2 separate regions of the Homo sapiens genome follow, and region 1 is linked to region 2. Evidence: chromatin loops called from intact Hi-C (ENCODE). Cell type or tissue: stomach. All regions are shown on one strand. Region 1 overlaps PPP1R3F (protein phosphatase 1 regulatory subunit 3F). Region 2 has its middle 66 kb from the start of PAGE1.

What was found. Peaks named below come from ENCODE experiments on the same cell type or tissue, not always from the same donor. Only the 100,000 strongest peaks of a DNase experiment are listed, where the experiment ranks them.
Region 1: a loop joins it to region 2, with 5 times the contacts of the local background. A loop is called at or near these places in 41 of 110 quality-filtered maps.

Annotation. Positions count from the first base shown.
Region 1 is chrX:49,278,795-49,286,794 of GRCh38, forward strand. It overlaps PPP1R3F (protein phosphatase 1 regulatory subunit 3F), which reads left to right. Exons shown (of 4, transcript NM_033215.5): 2 at 2,612-2,667; 3 at 3,187-3,269; 4 at 7,040-8,000. Among named protein-coding and RNA genes, the nearest start is that of PPP1R3F, 13 kb to the left of the region's middle. In stomach, no CTCF peak of the experiment used is centred here; a DNase peak (open chromatin) is centred at 4,057.
Region 2 is chrX:49,758,468-49,766,467 of GRCh38, forward strand. No RefSeq gene overlaps it. Among named protein-coding and RNA genes, the nearest start is that of PAGE1, 66 kb to the left of the region's middle. In stomach, a CTCF peak has its summit at 3,222; no DNase peak of the experiment used is centred here; H3K27ac peaks cover 274 bases.

The DNA of each region.
Region 1 (8,000 bases), 480 kb before region 2:
AAGGCAGGTCCAAAGAAAAGCCTGCATGAAGGAGGAGGGAGGGATCTTGTCTAGTATTGATGCCTCCCTCTATCTACTTCTAGAAAGGATGGAGATGGGTTGGGTAAGACCCCAGTCTCCCTCATCCAAGAAGCAGCAGCTGACTGGGTAAGAGCCAAAAGGCCTGGGTTGTGATGTGAAGTGTATGACCTTGAGCCATTTACTCAGCCTCTGTTTTATCCTCTGTAAAATGGAGACAATAGTACTGCCTGCTTCAGAGGATTACAAGTACCTGTCTCATAGGGTGATTGTGAGGATTGAATTAACACATGTTGCCCAGGCACCGTGGCTCATGCCTGTAGTACTAGGACTTCGGGAGGCTGAGATGGGAGGATCGCTTGAGTCCAGGAGTTCACGACCAGCCTGGTCAACGTAGGAAGACCCCATCTCTAAAAACAAAATACAAAAAAACAAAAACAAAAACCAAAAAACCCCAAAAACTTCTTTAAAAAAATGTGAAGCACTTAGAACAGTGTGTAATGCCATAGTAGGTACTATGTATGGGTCAGATGGTGATACTCGTTTCTGTGAAGGTAATTGGTTATGGGTTTTCAAAAAGTTTCAACCAGGCCGGGCACGGTGGCTCATGCCTGTAACCCCAGCACATTGGGAGGCCGAGGAGGGTGGATCACCTGAGGTCAGGAGTTTGAGACCAGCCTGGCCAACATGGCGAAACCCCGTCTCTATTAAAAATACAAAAATTAGCTGGCTGTGATGGTGGGTACCTGTAATCCCTGATACTTGAGAGGCTGAGGCAGGAGAATCACTTGAACCTGGGAGGCAGAGGTTGCAGTGAGCCGAGATCATGCTATTGCACTCCAGCCTGGCGACAGAACGAGACTCCATCTCAAAAAAAAAAATTTTTCAACCATTGTCAGAAGTATCAAGAATGTCACATTGCCTCTTAGGAAGAAAAAGGTGTGGGCATTCGCCCCAGCTCCTCTCAGGTTTTAGTCAATGCTTCCCTCATTTACCTTAATCTGTAGACACTTGATACTCATTTTCAGAATAAGAACAGTGACTTCTCCATGATGAGATGCCACCCCTGGGAGGACCCACCTGAAATGCACTCGGCTTATGCCACTCAGGGATCTGACTGGCCTGGTGAAGGAGGAGCAAGACCCATAAATATCTACAGTTGATTCAATCCCAGCTGTGTGTCAGGCCCTGATTTCTGGCTGTCCATCCTCATTCCTCTTGACTGCCCTGTGCTTAGTGCACATCCTGACTCCCCGGGGCTCTGTTTTATGAGTGAGGAGGTGAAGCGACCTGCCAGGCTGATACGGGGACGAGAGGGTTAGCATAGGGACCCAGGCCTCTGTGACCTCCCTCCCAGTCTCCATTTGCATTCCTTCCTCTGCCTCACAGTCTTGTCTACCTGCCATTTCTTAGAAAAGGTGTTTTTGTTTTGTTTTGTTTTGTTTTGTTTTTGTGAGATAATCTCTCACTCTGTCGCCCAGGCTGGAGTGCAGTGGTGTGATTTCGGCTCACTGCAATCTCTACCTCTTGGGTTCAAGCGATTTTCCTGCCTCAGCCTCCCAGGTAGTTGGGATTACAGGCGCCCACCACCACGCCCAGCTAATTTTTATATTTTTAGTAGAGACGGAGTTTCACCATGTTGGCCAGGCTGGTCTTGAATTCCTGACCTCAGGTGATCCACCTGCCTCGGCCTCCCAAACTGTTGGGATTACAGATGTGAGCCACCGCGTCTGGCCCTTTTTTTTTTTTTGAGACTGAGTTTCACTCTTGTCCCCTAGGCTGGAGTGCAATGGCGCGATCTTGGCTCACTGCAACCTCCGCCTCCCAGGTTCAAATGATTCTCCTGCCTCGGCCTCCCAAGTAGTTGGGACTATGGGCGTGCACCGCCATGCCCAGCTAATTTTTTGTATTTTTAGTAGAGACAGGGTTTCATCATGTTGCCCAGGCTGGTCTTGAACTCCTAACCTCAAGTGGTCTCCCTGCCTCGGCCTCCCAAAGTGCTGGAATTACAGGTGTAAGCCACCACGCCCAGCCGAAAAGATGGGTTCTTCTATCTTTTCTCTTTCCATAGCCAGGAATGTATCCTAAAGAAATGATACAAGTGTCGATAAAACTATGCCCAATGCTGTTTGCTGGTTTGCTTTGCAACCTCTAAATGAAAGAACTTAGCTGCTCAGTAGGAAGGGAATGGTATGATATGAGTATTAAGCAGCCATTTGAAATGTTTGCAAAAGTGTATAATGATGTTTCTTACTGTTAAATGGACAAAGCTAGCTGTGAAATTATGTCTGTAGAATCTAAATGATTTCGTAGAATATCTGGAAGGAAATTTTCCAGAATGGTAACAGTAGTTGTCTCTGGCTGATGTGTGATTGTTTTTCTTGCTTCTTTAGACTTTCCTGTATTTTGCGAATTTTCTATAATGAGGCTGTAGGACTTTTAGGATGAGGGGATAAACAAAGGCAGCAGAAGAGAAAACAGCAGCTGTCAGGTGAAGGTGGGCTAGCACAGAGGCTCAGAAGGTGCCAGTGGGTGGCAGAAGTGACCTCTCAGGGTATTATTAGATCCATGTACTCTCTCCTCTGCCCTGCAGGCCTGCCGAGGAGGAACTGAAGACGAAGAACATGGATGATAACACCTTTGCCATGGGTAAGCAATTGGCAAGCTTCGGAAGTTTTAGCTTGTATTTACCATGTCTTTCTTCCTACTGTTTTTCTTTCTATAAAAATGAAAAAGGCTGGGCTCAGTGGCTCATGCCTGTAATCCCAGCACTTTGGGAGGCTGAGGCAGGAGGATTGCTTGAGGCCAGGAGTTCGAGATGAGCCTGGGCAACATAGTGAGACCTCATCTCTTAAAAAAAAAAAAAAAAGACGGGCATGCTGGCATGCATCCGTAGTCCCTGCTACTCGGGAGGCTGAGCTGGGAGGATCATTTGAGCCTGGGAGGTTGATGCTGCAGTGAGTCATGATTGTGCCACTGCACCCCAGCCTTGGTGACACATCGAGACCCTATCTCAAAAAAAAAATGAAGGGGTACCCTCTGCTTTAGATTGTCACAGAAAGCTTCAGAGGCAAAACTGCCAGTTGGCTAGGATGGCAGATTTTCTTAACAAAACCATACCTACTTGTATGCCTGTCTTGCCCAATGCTGCCTTTCTCTTCCCTCTAGCAGAGCATCCTGATGTCCAGGAGTCAGTGGGTCCACTGGTAGCCCCCACCCCTCTCCGTCCATGGCCCCAGATGACACTTCAGGTAAGTGGGTCCTTGCAGCCTTGGAGTAGACAGCCCAATAGGAGGCTCACAGTGTGACTATTGCTGGGCTGGGTGGTGGGGCCCACTAGCTCTGGGTCCTCCCTGGGTTGGAGGGAGGGCACAAAACTCAGAACCTGATGGGGGAGGGGGAGAATGCAGTTACTCAGCTGGGCTTGTAGAAATGTCATTTGTTAATTTAGCAAAAATTTATGGAGTGCTTGTTCTGTGCTAAGCACTGTTACAAACATGCAAAAACGCTCTTTGAGGGGGCTTATGTGTTAGTAGGGTGAGACATGATAAAGTAATAGAATATATGGTACTTTAGGTGATGATGAGTGATAAGGAAAAATAGAAAGGAATAGGGAGTGGGTGAGAGACTCTGTGTGTGTGTGTGTGTGTGTGTGTGTGTGTGTGTGTGTGTGTGTGTGTGTTGTGGGCGGGGGTCGGTTGCAACTTTAGATTGGGTGGCCTGGGAAGGCTTTAGTGATTAGTGAGATCTGAGCGAAGATCTGAGGAAGGTGAGAGAGTGAGCCACGTGGATAACTAAGGGAAGAACATCCCAGGCGAGTGTGAAGTTCCTGAGGTGAGGCCATGACTAACGTGTGTGAGGGACAGTGTAGAAGCCAGCGCAGCAGGGGCAGAACGAGGGAGGGGGAGAGTGGTGCGGGGTGAGGGAGAGAGGTGGCTGAGGACAGATTGGGTGGTGCCTCACAGGCCATGGTGAAGACTTTGGCTTTTACTCCGAGTGAGGGGGAGCCGCAAGAGCATTGTGGACGGAGGAGGGATGTAATCTGATTTAGGATTTAACAGGCTCCCTCTGGCTGCTGCTTGGAAAATAGACGTCAGAGTAAGGGTGGAAACAGGCGACTCGTGAAGGGGAGGCCACTGCAGTGGTCCAGGCGAGAGTGATGGTAGGTAGGGGAGGTAGAGACATTTTGGAGGGTGTGTGTGTGTGTGTGTGTGTGTGTGTGAACTTTTTAATTACAAAAAGTTTCAAACATACAAAAGTAAAATAGTATAATGAACCTACGTACACCATCCCCCAGCTTCAGTAAATATCAACACGTGCTCATTCTTATTTTATCTGTACCCCGTCTCCTCCCTCCCATTCCCTCTGGAATTATTTTGGAAGACATCCAGACATCATCCCATCCATAAATACTTCTGTTTGTATCTCAGAAAATTAAGAACTCTTTTTTGTTTTTTTTTTTGAGACAGAGTCTCACTCTGTCACCTAGGCTGGAGTGCAGTGGTGTGATCTCAGCTTACTGCAACCTCTGCCTCCTGGGTTCAAGCAAGTACATCCAGCTAATTTTTGTATTTTTAGTAGAGACGGGATCCGTTGCCTTGGCCTCCCAAAGTGCTGGGATTACAGGTGTGAGCCATCACGTCTGGCCAGAAAATTAAGAATTCTTAACCCCACAATACTATCATCACACCTTAGAAAATAAACGGTAATTCCTCAGTATCATCAAGTATTTGGTCAGTGTTCAAGTTTTCTTCTCTCATAAGTGTTTAGGATCCAAACAAAGTTGACATGTTGCATTTGATTGATGTGTCTCTTTAGATTTTTAAAATCTCCCCCACTTTGTTTCTTTGCAATTTGTTGGTTGAAGAAACTTTGCTTGTCCTGTAGAATTTTCCAGTCTGGGTCTGGCTGATTACATCCAGGTGGAAATACATTTCTTACTCCATTTTTATTAATTTATTAATTATATTAATTAATGTAATCTTATTAAATTTATTTAATTTATCAAATTGTATTAAACGAATGTATTTAATCTTTTATTATTAAATTAACTAGAATTAACTCTATTTAATTCTATTATTCCCACTTCCTTTATTAGCTAGAATTCTTCTCTAAAGAAAAACTGTCCCACACCAGCTATTTGGCTACTTTGAGATATAGTTTGTGCAGAAAAAGCAGTGTAAATATTTAATTTTTTCCATTTTATTTACCAGTTTTCAGAGAAGTACTACTACAAAGGTGACCAATAAAAGGATTTTTGGTTTTGTGTCATTATGAACTCATGAATTCTAAACATATTTGAATGAGTTTCAATCCATTGCACTTATTTGTTTGCTTTTTTTGATGCTTAAATTGAACTATCCCTGGCTAGTAGGAGCTTATTGAGATGGGCTACTCTGTCCTTTTGACACGCCCTCATCATTCTGTGAGCCTTTCTCACATCTTCCATGACAATATGTGCTAGGTTCATCCTGTACTCTCCCTGCCCCAAGCCTGGAAACAGCCATTTCTTTCTTGCTTTTCTTTTCTTTATTTTCTTTTTCTTTTTCTTTCTTTTCTTTCCTTTCCTTTCTTTCCTTACCTTTCCTTTCTTTCTTTCCTTTCCTTTGTCTCTCTCTTTCTTTCTTTTCTTTTACTTTATTTTTCTTTCCTTTCTTTCCTCTCTCTCTCTCTTTCTTTCTTTTTTCTTTTTCTTTCTTTTTTTTTTTTTTTTTTTTGAGTCAGAGTCTTTCTCTGTCGCCCAGGCTGGAGTGCAGTGGCACAATCTCGGTTCACTGCAACCTCTGCCTTCTGGGTTCAAGCAATTCTCCTGTCTCAGCCTCTTGAGTAGCTGGGATTACAGGCACATGCCACCACACCCGGCTGATTTTTGTATTTTTGCAGAGATGGGGTTTCACCATGTTGGCCAGGCTGGTCTTGAACTCCTGACCTGCCTGGTGATCCACCTGCCTTGGCCTCCCAAAGTGCTGGGATTACAGGCGTGAGCCACTGAGCCTGGCCAGAAACAGCTATTTCTTTAAGGAGCACTGATTCCTTTCAGTGGAGAGTGGCATTCAAAGGCCAAGATTTGGGGGCTCGGCATGCTTGCTGCTACTAGATTGGTCATTGTTTCTAGGCCCTTTCAAAAGATGGAGCTAGGAAATAATTGTTTTTTAAAGAGAAGATGATACATCATGGGTTCATATGGACATCCTGGCTATGTTTTGGGATTTTTTTGCATTTTATTTTTTTTAAAATTTTTTTAATTTTTAATTTTTGAGGGGACATAGTAAGTGTATATATTTATGGAGATGTTTTGATATAGGCATGCATTGTGTAATAATCACATCATGGAGAATGAGGTATGCATCTCCTCAAGCATTTATCCTGTGTGTTACAAACAATCCACTTACACTCTTTATTTTTTTTTTTTTGAGACAAAGTCTCTGTCGCCCAGGCTGCAGTGCAGTGGCACAGTCTCGGCTCACTGCAATCTCTGCCCTCTGGGTTCAAGTGATTCTCCTGCCTCAGCCTCTTGAGATTACAGGCGCACAACACCACGCCCAGCTAATTTTTGTATTTTTGGTAGAGACGGGGTTTCACCATGTTGGCCAGGCTGGTCTCGAACTCCTAGTTTCATGTGATCCGCCCGCCTTGGCTTCCTAAAGTGCTTGGATTACAGGTGAGAGCCACTGTGCCTGGCTACTTACACTTTTAGTTATTTTAACTGGCTCTGTTTTGAAGGTAAGCCAGCAGTATTTAGTGATGATCATTCACCAAATATTCACACCCACCGAATTCCTCAGCTTTATAATCTGCAAGAAGCCCTGTTTTACTGCATCCAATTGTGTTATTTTACCATAGATGACAGTCTTTGGAGTCTAGACAGTGACAGAGGGCGCTTTAAGGCATTTTTATATAGAAACCCCTGTGGGGCTGGCTGTGGGCTGTCACACTTCTTACTGTCTCTGCTTGTTCCATCCCCTCCTCTGCTTCATTCCCTTGCTTTTTCTCTGCCCCCTTGCCCCGGCCATGGCTCCAGGTTTCTGACGTTCCGATGACTGGCAACCCCGCAGAAGAAGGTGATGTCCCCAGAAGCAGTCCACCTGTGGCTTTTACAGAGGTCCTCCAGGCACCGGCCATCAGGATTCCCCCCTCCTCCCCTCTCTGTGGCCTGGGTGGCTCCCCCAGAGACCAGGCCTCAGGGCCCGATGCGAGCGAGGGGGCCACCGGGCCTTTCCTGGAGCCCAGTCAGCAGCAGGCAGAGGCCACATGGGGAGTATCGAGTGAGAATGGAGGGGGGCTGGAGGCTGTGAGTGGGTCAGAGGAGCTGCTCGGTGAGGACACCATCGACCAGGAGCTGGAGCAGCTCTACCTGTCTCACCTGAGCCGCCTACGGGCTGCTGTGGCTGCGGGTGGGGCAGGGGGTGGTGGGGAGGGCTCCACAGATGGAGGGATGTCCCCCAGCCATCCCCTGGGCATACTGACGGACCGCGACCTGATCTTGAAGTGGCCTGGCCCTGAGCGGGCCCTGAACAGCGCCCTGGCTGAGGAGATCACGCTGCACTATGCCCGGCTGGGGCGTGGCGTGGAGCTCATCAAGGACACCGAAGACCCTGATGATGAAGGGGAGGGTGAAGAGGGGCTCTCTGTCACACCCTCCAGCCCAGAAGGGGACAGCCCCAAGGAATCGCCTCCAGAAATCCTCTCCGGGGCCCGTTCTGTGGTAGCCACGATGGGAGATGTGTGGCTCCCATGGGCAGAGGGCTCAGGATGTGACGGCCCTGTGGTTCTGGGTACAGAGGGTCAGTTCATTGGGGATCCTGAGAAAGGGATGGGCAAGGACACCAGCTCTTTGCACATGAATAGGGTGATAGCTGGGGTGACTGAGTCCCTGGGGGAGGCCGGGACAGAAGCCCAGATAGAGGTCACCAGTGAGTGGGCAGGCAGCTTGGATCCCATATCTGGCAAGGAGCCAGCCTCTCCCGTCCTTCTGCAGGGGC
Region 2 (8,000 bases):
CTGGATGACAGAGCAAGACCCTGTTGCTTAAAAAAGAAAAAAGAAGCAAAATGCCTTTCCGAATGATCCCATTGACTGGGCAGAAATGTTACATTGTTAAAATATTTTGTGCCAGCCGCAGTGGCTCACGCCTGTAATCCCAACACTTTGGGAGGCTGAGGCGGGCGGCTCACCTGAGGTCAGGAGTTCGATACCAGCCTGGCCAACATGATGAAACCCTGTCTCTACTAAAAATACAAAAAAAATTAGCTGGGTGTGGTGGCGGGCGCCTGTAATCCCAGCTACTCGGGAGGCTGAAGCAGGAGTTTGAGACCAGTCTATGCAAAATGGCGAAACCCTGTCTCTACTAAAAATAAAAATTAGCCGGGCATGGTGGTGCATGCCTATAGTCCTAGCTACTTGGGAGGCTGAAGCAGGAGAATCGCTTGAACCCAGGAGGTGGAGGTTGCAGTGAGCCAAGATTGCACCATTGCACTCCAGCCTGGGCAACAAGAGTGAAACTCTGTCTCAAAAAAAAAAATTTTTTTTGCACAGTCTTCTCCATGAGATTTATACTCCTAGAGAGCAGAGATAACAACAAGCCTATAAGGCAAGGTAGTATTGTTTTATTTAGTGCCTGCCTATTACCAAAAGAGTTTGAAGCAGTTTATACTAAAAACATAAGAAGAATAATCTTAGAAACCCAGGAAGAAAATTTGGGCAGAGAAGTCTCTGGGAAGCATCCCAAAACTAATGGCTACTGAAAATAAACCTCTCTAAACCCTTCTCTGTCTTTCTCTCTCCTTTCTTTTTCTTTCTCCTTCCCTTCTTGATTTGTATTGTGTTTTCTCAATTAATTATTTTCTCTTTCCTATCCCTTCTTTTTTTCCTATTTGGTTTCAGACGAATTGAGCCAGGTTTCTGAAACCTGAAGCCAAAAGCACCTGTATTAGTCTGTTCCCACACTGCTATAAAGAACTACCTGAGACTGGGTAATTTATGAAGAAAAGAGGTTTAATGAACTCACAGTTCCACAGGCTGGACAGGAAGCATGGCTGGGAAGGCCTCAGGAAGCTTACAATCATGGCAGAAGTTGAAGGAGAAGCAAGCACCTTCTTCACATGGCAGAGCAGGAGGAACAGAGAGCGAAGGGGGAAGCACTACACGCTTTTAAACCATCAGATCTCATGAGAACTCACTATCAAGAGAACAGCAAGGGGGAAATCCGCCCCCATGATCTAATCACCTCCCACCAGGTCCCTCCCCAATACTGGGAATTACAATTCAACTTGAGATTTGGGTGGGGACACAGAGCCAAATCATATCAGCATTCTAATGGATACATCAATCGATTTTCATGGCATGACATTAGGTATGAACTATTATCACCCCCATTTTACAGATGAAGAAACTGAGGCACAGAGGGGTTGAAGATGAAGACTTGCCTAAAATCAAATGGTAAATGGTGGAGTGAGGATTTTGATGAAGATAGTCTGAAGCCAGTAGCTACATCATTAATTATTATAATATATACTGCCAAGTATGAAATCAGATTTTAAACCAGGTCTGTTTAACTCAAACCCCATTGATCTTGACTATTAAACTATGCTCCCTGTGATGAAAATGATGATGACCATGACAATGACAATAACAGTAATAATTATAACTGACATTTATTGAGCTTTTATAGTGTGTCAGCATTAGTCTAAATATTTTTTAAAAATCAACTCATTTTCACAAAAACCCTATGAGTCAGGTACTACTATTATCCACATTTTAGAAATATTTATTTCTATTCATATTCACAAACAAGTATAGGTCATTTAAAAATTCTAGTTAAGACGTAATTCACATACCATAAAACTTACCTTGTTAATCATTTTAATTATTATTTGATTAAGAAATAATACACATCGCCATAAAATTTACAACTGTATACTTTGTACAATTCAGTGATTTTTGTATGTCCACTATGTTGCACAGCCATCACCACTGTCTAATTTTAGAACATTTTCATCACCCCTAAAAGAAACTCTGTATCCATTAGCAGTCACCCTCCACTCAGCCCTTGGCAACCACTAATCTACTTTCTGTCTCTATGGATTTATCTGTTCTGGACATTTCATATAAATGAAATCATACAATATGTGACCTTTTGTGTCCAGCTTTTTTCACACAGAACAGAGAAAAACAGCTACCATTTATTGGTTGCCATGACTACTATGTCCTACGCACTGTTATTGAGAGCTTTGTGTGCCTTATCTTTAATCCTCACAATAACCCTGTGGCAGAGTAGCACTATCATCTTCATGTTAATGAGGAGACCGAGGCACAGAGCTGTTCAGTAACTTGCATAAAGCGCAGCAGCGCATACATGGAAGAGTTAAAACGCAAATCCAGGTCTGTCTGTATCCAAATCCCATACCCTTTACATTCCATCTTTCTGCCTTAGCGTCACATGGATGTGGGCCAGTAATGTGGTGGCATTGCAGCCAGGGCAAAGGAGTTGAGCCAACCACGTGGTGCTGAGAAGCATAGCCCTAAGATCTCCTGGACCTGGTGTCTTTTAGTGGGGTGGGGGCTGGGGATGCCCTATCTCAAGCCTGTGCTCCTGACCCCAGTAAATTTGCCTGCTGAGGTCCTGCTTGCTTACTTCTTCCTGCAGCTTCTTGGCGGCCCCAGCTGCAGTCTTTGGTTTTACTCAATTTGGATGTGTAGGTTACAGAGTTTGTATGGTAGAGTGTCTGTATTTCTTCATCTGGCTTTGGTTACACGTGGAAACATGACAAAGCAAGTCAAGCTTTCTATGAAGAGAAGGACAAAAATTCACTGAACTTATTCAAGTATTCCCCTGAAGTCTGCAGCTCAGGCACATTTCCATCTGGAGCCCATTGAATAGCACCAGCTCCCCTTCTCTGGATGGGCATCTGAGGATGAACTTCTGGTCTTAAGTGATCCTCCACCTCAGCCTCCCAAAGTGCTGGGATTGCAGGTGTGAGACATTGCACTTGGCCCAAAAGCAGATGTTTATACTAATAGGTATGGACAATGAAGAATTAAGTGGTGATTTCCATGCTCTTTATAAGATGGCAGAGAAATGAATACTACTTTTCTAAAAATAGTGCCTGCCAAAAGAGTTTGTTTCAATAATTTGGAAAATGCAGGTCCAAATGGCTCATTCTTTCAGATTGCTGAACTGATTTGCTGTTATTGCGGCTAGAGGCCTCTAAGAGTCACTGTTGAGCTCTCAGAGGAATGTAGAAGCTGACAGGAAAGAGAGGGTCTAGAAGGAAACCTTATCTTATATAACCAGAAAATATTTATCAAATGTGACGCATTAATCTTGATACAATATTATTAACCAAACTATAAAAGTTATTCAGATTTCATCAGTTTTTCCAGGATCCATTCAGGATTCCCCATGGTATTTATCATCTTAGTCACATCATGTCTCCAGTCTGTGACAGCTCCTCGGTCTTTTCTTGTTTTCCATGACCTTGACATTTTAGTGGTCAGGTGTTTTGTAGGCAGTCCCTCAATTTGAGTTTGTATAGTGGTCTGTCATGATTAGAATGAAATAGAAATTTCTCATAAGACTGAAATAGGTTTAAGTTAGTGGAGCCCTCTTGGGGCTAAATTTAAGAAAGGGAGAAGTTAATTTTCTTTGCCCTGCTGCACCTCCTGCATCTTGCCCTCCATTCCCATCTCCAGTTCACTTCTCTCTGCCCTCAGTGGCCAAGTCTTAATAAACACTTATGCTTGCTCTGTGTCCAAACCAATGATAAGCGCTTGGGGCACTGCAGATGGAAGGTGTCTGCCTCCATTCCTCTTTCTCTTCTTTCTTTCCATTTCTTTTCTTTCTTTCTTTTCCTTTCTTTCTTTTTCTTTCTCTCTCTCCTGTTTTTCTCTCTCCTTCTGTCTCTCTGTTTCTCTCTCTTTCCTTCTCTCTCTTTCTCTCTCCTCCTCTCTCTGTCTCTCTCTCTCTCTTTCTCTCTGTCTCAACAGGTGTCCTCAAACTCTAGGAATGAATTCCAATATCCTACATTGTGACCAGAAGGAGGCCCCACAGTACTCCTTCTGAAAGGGTTTGAGCAGAGGGCAGTCAGTCCCGCAGCTGTAATTCATCATTACACCACTCATTGTGTGAAACACAATAATGTCCCATTAGCAAAGTATTAAATCTGAAATGTTTGTACTGAATTCTGGAGAAACTTCCTGAGGTTACCTTCCCAACTGGGTGGTGTGATGTTTCATCTCAGTGGTTCTGATTTTTCTTACTTTCGGTGGAAGGGGGAATAGTAACTTAGTTTTCTGGAGTTTCCAGAGGGATGGGAAATATTATGAAATCAACAACGTTGCAGCTCAGAACATGATCCTTTCAATTTTCACCAGTGGCTAAAATTTATTATCTTTTTCTGATAAAAGTTTGGGGCTTTTAATCACAGCTCCATCGAGCCTCAAGGCTGGAGGAAGATCTTCCAGTCCTTGTCACAGTCCTGTCATTTTACATATGAAATCACCGAGGCCAGAGAGGGAAAAACAACCAATTACTCAATCAATGAAATCTATATTGCTTGTTTTCTGTGTGCTCAGTTCTGTACTGACTGGTAGAAGGGTATATAGGCTTATAGGACATTGTCCCTATCTGTAAAAATCTTCAAGATCTAGCATGGGGGTGTTTACTATTCTGTTTAAGGTGAGCAAGAGCAAGGCAGCAATTATGGCATTGATGCTAAGTATCATATGAATTCATAGATAAGTCCAACAAAAGCTTGAAAAGGCCTTAAAGTGGGGTAGAAATTGAACTGGATATGTCACAATTGATAGGATTTAGAGAGAGGAAAAAGCCAGACAGTGGAAGGCTCCAAAAGCCAAACAGAAAAGGTTGAAAGATTTGAAGCAAGAGTGCCATGAGGGGGCCAGTGTGGGGTTTTTTTATTTTCTTGTTTGTTTTGAGACGGAGTCTCACTCTGTCACCCAGGCTGGAGTGCAGTGGTGTGATCTTGGCTCACTGAAACCTCCGCCTCCCGGGTTGAAGTGATTCTCCTGCCTCAGCCCTCCTGCGTAGCTGGGATTACAGGCACGTGCCACCACGCCTGACTAATTTTTTTTTTTTGTATTTTTGATAGAGACGGGGTTTCACCACATTGGTCATGCTGGTCTCAAAATCCTGACCTCATGATCCACATGCCTCGGCCTCCCAAAGTGCTGGGATTATAGGCGTGAGCCACCGCGCCCAGCCTCTTGATTGTTTTTGAGACAGGCTATCACTCTGTCGCCTTGCTGGAGTGTAGTGGTGCGATCACAGCTCACTGAAATCTTGACCTCCCCAGGGCTGAGTCTTCCAAGTAGCTGGGACTGTAGGTGCATGCCACCATGCCCAGCTAATTTTTCCTATTTTTTGTAGCGAAAGGGTCTCACTATGTTGCTTAGGCTGGCCTCGAACTCCTGGGCCCAAATGATTCCCCTGCCTCGGCCTCCCAAAATGTTGGGATTACAGACATGAGCCACCATGCCTGGGTGAGGGGAGCAGTGTTTACAGAAACTTAATCTAATTGAGATGTGCAGTGGGATCAACTGTTTCGAGTGGGAGAGTCATTGCCAGGCAAGTGTGACATTTATTCTGTGCCTCTCAGAAGCAGCACCAAAGCACTGTGGTCCACTAGTGAAACTAGAAATCAGGTAGGAAAGAAAAATTCTGCTATATCGAGGCAGCAGGAGAGACTTTTTGTAGTAAATGTATCCTTGAGTGTTCCTTAAATTTTAATAGAAAAAGTACATTGGTTAACATGTTTAAAGTGCTTATTATGTGCTAGCCATTGCTATGTGTGCATTGGTTCACGTAATCTCTCTGATACAGACGAGGAAACTGAGGCTTGTAAAATAAGTCGCTCCCCTTAAATCATAAGGCCAGAAGATAGCAAAGTAAACTTTCCTAAATAGACCTGTCTGATTTCAGAGTCCCTATCTCCTGACACCCTACACGTGGCGGCATTATTTCTTCCATGTTAGAGCTGGAGGAAATTCTAGTCCAAACTCTTGTTTTAATGAAGAGCAGGCCAAAGGCCAAACAATCAGAGTGGTGCACCTAATCCTTGATCATTTTGTTCTTAAAAATGTTGGTGCCTCTGACATCAGGCATCTGGATGCTGGGGATGGAGTATCTGGTCCTGATGTCACAGAGTAACTTAGGGGAACAAACCCTCTCTAAAAGAGTTCAGGCTTTAGACTTTCTGACTAACATTGGGGTCCCCATATTATTCAGTGGCTCTTTCCCCTCCAGTTATGACTTGAGATCTGGTTCTGGAAAAGGCTGAAAGGGAGGCCTTCCTGGCAGGAACCCAAGACTGCATACTCCATGCACCTGGAGCTGGGCAGTCATTGTTGGGGATGGGGGGAATAGATGTTATCCCACCTTCATATTTTGATTCCTGTGACTCTGAAGGCTTTTCTGTTTGGACAAATATATCATCTAACGTGGCCAGTGTGTGTCATTGGGCAAATTGCTTGCCTTTTCTGAATGTCAGCCTTTTCCTTTGTAAAGTAAGAATAGTGATCATATCTACCTTTTTAGGGTTGTGGGTGTGAGAATGGAATGGCTTTGGTTAAGTGTACAAAGTAGACACTCAATGAATGTTAGATCCCTGAAATACCTTGGTAGGAAAGGCAGTGGGTGAAAAAATGGCAAGATCACTTAATTTGGAATTAGACAACATTGATGATGCATTTAGGATTATCAAACTTGGGTGTGTGGTCTTGGGCAAAGCAGCTAAGTTCTGGCTGTAGTCTCACCTGAAAAACAAAGAAGCTCATTCTAAATGGAGCACATGCTAATCATTAAGAAACTAAATGGTATGCAAAGCTATGGAGAAGGAGAAGCAGATAAAAAAGGGAAGGGAGAAGGGAATTGTCAAGAAATCCACTTTGCTTTTGCACATCTCACATATTTGCCAAAAGCCTCTGCTTTCATGGAGACATGAGTCTAATAAAAACATAACTGTTGTCTCTAAGGTTAGTTACTACAAAAAAAAAACCCCACACAAACATAAAACCTATAACTGCAAACTACAGGTAGTTTTAGAGAGACTTAGCCATAACAGTAATGGTAATATTTACCATTTTTTGAATGTATGCTATGACCAATAACTGAGCTGGATGCTTTACACACAGTATATCCATTTTTTCCTAGCAATCCTGCAAGGTGACAATTATTGAAAACAGTTTACAGGTGAGGACACCAAGTTTTCAGATATGTTAAGCTAATCTTCCAGGTCTCCTGCAGATGAAAAGTGGTGGAGATGGGATTCCAACTCAGGTTTCTTGGGCTTCAAATGAGTTGCTCTTTCCCTTATGCCAAGATGTTTTTCATTTGTATCAAGTGCTAATCTTTAAAGTTGGTCTGATTAAGAGGCTCCCTTTATTTTCAGAAGCTGTAGCCAGATCATAAAGCCTTCCTGGTGTTCCTTTTTAGGGATGTTTTTCAGAAATACACAAAGAAGTCAGCCATGTTGCTTTCAATGATAGCCTGTTTAGGGGCCACATAGTATCTTACCTTTGGGTTCCCTACCTTATTCACCACATATGACTCCAAACATAACTGAATGGTTTCTGAAATGAAAATTCACACTCAAAAGACATACCTTTGCTACAGTTGTAAATATTTGAAAAAATTATGCTTTGCAATTTGAAGGCAGTTTCAAAAAGAGGTGTTCCAGAAATGCCTTTAGTACTGGCAACACCATTGAGAACGTAAGATGACTGCTTTAGAAATGAACAAACCCATCTGGAAGTTGAAGTATTGACATGGAGACTAAAAACAACAAGATATAATTCCTCCCCATCTCCCACCCCAACCAAGGTATTCCATGTCTGTAAGATGAGTGGGCTGTAAATTTGTGTGTGCGTATTTGGGGTCCCCCAACATAATAGACCACAGGAGACTGGGAGACAGATGTGGAGTTTCCCCTTAATCTTCTAGTACCTGAGTTCCTTGCCCTAAACCTAGATGATGGTTTTTAACT